2 separate regions of the Homo sapiens genome follow, and region 2 is linked to region 1. The links are chromatin loops, found by intact Hi-C in ENCODE. Cell type or tissue: psoas muscle. All regions are shown on one strand. Each heading gives the region's core, and the rest is flanking DNA. Links, peaks and the distances in the headings are about the cores only.

Evidence for each region. A loop is a pair of places that touch in the nucleus more often than their neighbours do. Peaks named below come from ENCODE experiments on the same cell type or tissue, not always from the same donor. Only the 100,000 strongest peaks of a DNase experiment are listed, where the experiment ranks them.
Region 2: a loop joins it to region 1, with 2.1 times the contacts of the local background. A loop is called at or near these places in 14 of 110 quality-filtered maps.

What each region holds. Positions count from the first base shown.
Region 1 is chr20:35,020,051-35,022,973 of GRCh38, forward strand. TRPC4AP (transient receptor potential cation channel subfamily C member 4 associated protein) reads right to left here. Exons shown (of 19, transcript NM_015638.3): 9 at 1,140-1,306. Among named protein-coding and RNA genes, the nearest start is that of MIR499B, 31 kb to the left of the region's middle. In psoas muscle, for the core only: no CTCF peak of the experiment used is centred there; DNase peaks (open chromatin) are centred at 1,291 and 2,241; H3K27ac peaks cover 2,500 bases.
Region 2 is chr20:35,083,528-35,086,450 of GRCh38, forward strand. All of the region lies in intron 1 of TRPC4AP (transient receptor potential cation channel subfamily C member 4 associated protein), which reads right to left. Among named protein-coding and RNA genes, the nearest start is that of TRPC4AP, 7.8 kb to the right of the region's middle. In psoas muscle, for the core only: no CTCF peak of the experiment used is centred there; no DNase peak of the experiment used is centred there.

The DNA.
Region 1 (2,923 bases), core at 94-2,593:
CTTGGGAGTCACCCTTAACTCCTCTCCTCACTCTTAAGTTCACATCCAAACCATCAGCAAATCCTATCTTTCAAAACATATCCAGAATGCAACCACCTCCCACCAGTCCCACCATCAATGTGCTGGTCCTAGCTGCTATCATCTCTTGGCCCTATTATGAGGGCCCCTAATGGTCGCCCTATTCCCTTCCTTGCTGTTTCCAGTCTTTCCAAAAGCAGTCAGAGGAATGACTTCTCACTTCACTCAGAGTAAAAACCAAAGTCTTTAAAATGGCCTGTGACAGCTTGACATGACCTGGTCCCTGTGAGCCCTCAGCCCTCCTCTCCTGGCTGTTTGCTCCAGGCTGTCCCGCGCTGCCTCACTGTTCCAGCAACTATGCACACTCCTCCCCAGGGCACTGCCCCCTCCCACCTGGTACACTCTTTCATTCTCTTCTGGACGTTTTCATCCTCACTTGTAAAATGGGGGTAACTGCACCTCTGTTGCCCAGACTTGTGACAGTCCAGTGTCTGACTCAGAAAGATGTGGAAGGACTGCTGAGCCTCCAGCCTCTCCTGCCCCCATGCTTGGTTTCCTCCCTAGAAGGGCGCGGTCTGCAGGAAAAGGCTACTTCTCAATAGTCTTGAGGAGGGCCGCACTGTTCCAAGCCCTTTTTCCTCCACTGTAGGTTATGGGCCCCTCCTCCTCCGTCTTGGAACTACTTCAAGGCTCAGGGAACCTTGCACATCTGGAGCTCCCTGTACTTGCCCAGTTTTCCTAAGCAGACACAGCTCTGGGCTCTGTCCCACTGCCCTGAGCCCACATCAGGTTGGCAACTCCTCTAGCATGTCCACAGGGCCAGGCTTGCCAGCTTTCAACTCTTTAGTCTTCACCTCACAGAGGCAACTGCCTGCTTCTGCCCTCAGCACCAACCAAGACTGCCTAGAAACGCTCCATACAGCAAGGCACAGTGAAAAGACTCCCGGTTCTGGAATCAGCCTGGTTTCCTTATAGGTAGAACAGAAGGAGAAATACCCCTATGCTTTGCCAGGCTAAAGCGAGAGCCATTCTAACAGAAGGCCCAGTGGAGCACCTGGCATACCATGAGCACCCGGGCAGCACCTGCTCCCCGTGTCCTGAGACGCTGGAGAGGGGCCCACCTGGTTTCGCTGACGCCCCATCAGCAGCACGCAGAGGACATAGAGCACTTCCAGTTTGTACATGATCTCATGCATAATCTTCATTGACTGGGGCAGCTGGGTTCTGGCTGACGTGTGAGGCAGGCCATTCTCCTCAGAAGCCCCTGGAGGAGGGAACACAATGGAGGCTGACACAGCCACCGGAGACAGGATTGAGTCACAGCTTGTGAGGAAACACGTTTCTGCCCCTCGAACCTGCTCTGAACAGACTTGTAGCATGGCCATTCGGCTGGGCCATGAGCCCAAAACACAGACTCTGAAAGCTGCAAAACTCCCTCCACAATCCCAGGAGCCAGGTGAGCGCAGAGACTCGGAAAAATGGACTCTGCAATAGTTGTGCCTCATCAACTTTAACATAAAGTAAAAATATTCGGACACAGCCAATACAGTAACATGACCCATCCCTCCCTGCTTATGCCCTTCTCCTGCCACCAACCAGACCCCCAGGAAGTGCCCAGGCAGATGTATGACAGCAAATTATGGGGACCGCTCTTCAAGTCGCAAATGGCCCTGCTTACTTGGTTCTTCTGCTGAGACTCCATGAGGGACACTGCTGAAGCCCAAGAGGGATTCTTTTTGAAGAATTCCCCGTTTTTTAAAAGAAGAACCATCTAAATTTTTCTAAGGTTCAACTTTCTAAAGCAGACTGGGTATCACAACTGATGCTACTGATGCAGATGAACATATTATCTACAGGCAGATTTTCATTTTACCCAATGTCATTACTGCTAACATCAACAGCAGCTAAGTGATATTTATGGGACACTTGATATGTGTCAGACTTGCTGGCTTTATGACTTTGGGCCAGTCACCTCCTCACTAGGCCTTAGACTGCTCTGCAGCAGACAGCTAGGGTTACTGTGCAGACTGAATGGGAACGTAAGAGAAGCCCAGCATCTGATTCTTAGGAAGCCCCCATTCACTCCTAGATCCTTTCTTTACTTATTTACAGAGTCTTGCTCTGTCACCCAGGCTGGAGTGCAGTGGCATGACCTTGGCTCACTGCAACTTCCGCTTGCTGGTTTCAAGCAAGTCTCCTGCCTCAGCCTCCCGAGTAGCTGGGACTACAGGCATGTGCCACCACGCCCAGCTAATTTTTCTATTTTTAGTAGACATGGGGTTTCACCATGTTGGCCGGGCTGGTCTTGAACTCCTGACCTCAAGTGATCTGCCCGCCTCAGCCTCCCAAAGTGCTGGGATTACAGGCGTGAGCCACGGTGCCCAGCGTAGATCCCTACTATTTTAAGAGGGCATTGGTCAGAGTCAGGAGAGGCTAGGTGATCTTAGCAGAGTGACTTCCCTTCAGTTTCCTCATTTTAAAGGTGAACAGATGAATCAGTAACTGCCAAGGTCCTCTCAAGTTCCTACAGGAACTGCTTCCCTAGAGGCCTTTTGCAAAGGCCTCTATGTGTTATAGAGGAGTGGTTATCAGATATATTCAGGTAAGGCTCATACAGAAAACACAGTGATACTCTTTAAAGTATCAAGACAGAAGACCCTAACTTATTCCGACTAGGTGTGGTGGCTCATGCCTATGATCCCAGGACTTTGGGAGGCCGAGGCAGGTGGACTGCTTGAGCCTAGGAGTTTGAGACCAGCCTGGACAATACAGTGAGACCTCATTGCTATAAAAAAATTTAAAAAATTAGCTGGGCATGGTGGCATGCGCCTGTAGTCCCAGCTACTCAAGAGGGAGAGGTGGAAGGATCGCTTGAGCCTGGAAGGTGAAGGTTGCAGTGAACCAA
Region 2 (2,923 bases), core at 309-2,808, 64 kb after region 1:
TGAACCTGGGAGGCGGAGGTTGCAGAAAGCTGAGATGGTGCCACTGCACTACAATCTGGGAGACAGAGCGAGACTCCATCTCAAAAAAAAAAAAAATTACAGGAAAATAACTTCCAATTTATACTTCTATACCCAGTCAAACTAAATATATGTGTCAGAATAAGACATTTTCTGATCTGCAAGCTTTAAAAAAAAAAAAAAAGTTACCTCCCATGTACTCTTTCTTGGGAGGCTACCAGAGAGTGTGCCCCAGGAAAAAGGAAGACAATTGAGGAAACAAGGTCTAAAACATGAGAAAAGAAAGAAAAATGCTCTGGATTTGGTGAAGAGAAGTCCCAAGAACTCAGCTGTATAGCAGACCTAGTAAGCAGCTAAACTAAACTGCTAAACTGCTAAACTGCAGTAGGGGAATGAAGGGCTTCAAATGATTTCTTTAAAAAAAAAAAAAAGTTTTAGAATTTAGGAACAAATTATAAGTATACAGAAAGCAGGCCGGGCGCGGTGGCTCACACCTGTAATCCCAGCACTTTGGGAGGCCGAGGTGGGTGGATTACCTGAGGTCAGGAGTTCGAGACCAGCCTGGCCAACATAGTGAAACCCCATCTCTACTAAAAATACAAAAAAATTAGCCAGACTTGGTGGCGGGCACCTGTAATCCCAGCTACTCGGGGGGCATAGGTTGCAGGGAGCCGAGATTGCGCCATTCCACTCCAGCCGGGCAACAGTGCGAGACTCCGTCCCAAAAAAAAAAAAGGTATACACAAGGCAAAACAATTTAAAAGGATGCATTATACCTGACTTCACCACCATGCGATACACCAATGTAGCAAAATTTCACTTGTACCCCATTAATACAAATTTAAAAACAGTAAAATAAATTAAAGGATGCACTATTATGCTAATGAAAGTCAAAAGGGTATATGTATATATGTGTGTATATATGTATATATGTGTATATATGTATATATCTATATATGTATATACGTATATATGTGTATATATGTATATATGTATATGTATATATGTTTATATGCATATATGTGTATATGTATATATGTTTATATGCATATATGTGTATATGTATATATGTTTATATGCATATATGTGTATATGTATGTATGTTTATATGCATATATGTGTATATGTATATATGTTTATATGCATATATGTGTATATGTATATATGTTTATATGCATATATGTGTATATGTATATATGTTTATATGCATATATATGTATATGTATATATATACAGGGTATATGTATATTTATCCTTCAATTTAAAAAATGGAAGAGGACTGTTTTTAACACTACAAAAAAATTATATAAAACAAATATAATTGTACAATATATGGCCCTGCTGTAAATAATAATGCTAACATCATAATGTAAATACTTAACAACAGCCAAAGCTGTGATATAACTACATTGGTAGACTAGTGGAGACGAGTAAGAAGGAATCGAATGTGTGAATTAAATCCTAGTCTTTCAAGAGCGAAGAAAATAGATAGTATCTAAAAGTGAAAAGAAACAGCTTTATAACCATGTTATTTAGAAATACTGGCTCTCCTGTTTCCTGGATCCTTCTCTTGCAAAAGAAATAGCTAAGTATGGACACTGAACAGCATTAGGAGTATGGAACTTAGAGGTGCAAAGCAGGCAGGGCACTGCTGTTTTTTTGTTACAAGCTCCATGATACGCAGAGATCTAATCACAGTCCAAATATTTGACTTCACAAGCAATTTCTTTACTATTTATACATTGTCTTACAAGGCATGTACTCTCATTTAAAAATAATAATTTGGGGCTGGGCACAGCGGCTTACACTCATATCCTAGCACTTGGGAGGCCAAGGTAGGCCCATTGCTTGATCCCAGGAGTTTAAGACCAGCCTGGGCAACATGGCAGAACCTTATCTCTACAAAAAAATACAAAAATGAGCTGCGTATGGTGGCATGCGCCTATAGTCCCAGATACTCGGGAGGCTGAGGTGGGAGGATTGCTTGAGCCCAGGAGGCGGAGGTTTCAGTAGTTTTTTTTCACCACTACACTCCAGCCTGGGCAACAGAGCAAGACCCTGTCTAAAAAAAAAAAAAAAAATCATTAGAATTTTGTTTTCCTTGTGAACAGCTCAGCACTGTGACAAAAGTGCCACCATTCAGTCATCTTCCCAGTTGAATTACTGGCAGGTATCACATGGGTTTTCTCTTGAAGTACTTGTGGTTTAACAGTTTACAGCAGTGATAATCTCTTACATCATACCCTCTAAACTGTCAACCTGTTTAGCAAATATGACATTTCTAGACATTTACAGTTTCCACTGATTTTATTGTTTTTAAAAATAACTAAAGGCTAAATTCCATGAAGATAACTGTGCATCTTATTTGTTTCTTTAATCCTAAATGTAAGACATCTAATGCCTCAAAATACCACACTAAATGCAAGGGTCTCGCGCAATCTCACTGCAACCTCCGTCTCCTGGGCTCAAGTGATCCTCCCACCTCAGCCCTGCCCCCTTCCCCCTCCCAGCCCCCCACACCACCACCACTGCCACCAAGTAGCTGGGATTACAGGCACGCACCACCACGCCCGGATAATTTTTTGTATTTTTAGTAAAGATGGAGTTTCACCCATCTTGCCCAGGTTGGTCTTGAACTCCTGAGCTTAAAGAATCCGTCTAGCTCGGCCTCCCAAAGTGCTAGAATTACAGGTGTGAGCCACCGCACCCAGCCTAAATAGATATCTTAAAGGATAATAAAGATAAAATACCTTGTTGGGTTATTCTGACAATACATGTTAACCACTGAATACTTTTGTGTCCTTTAATGGGGTATGATTCAGTAAAATTAGGAGCAAATTTAAGGGCTTGTGAATACGAAAACTTCCCATTGAAATGAATGGCATATGTGTGTGTGTGTGTGTGT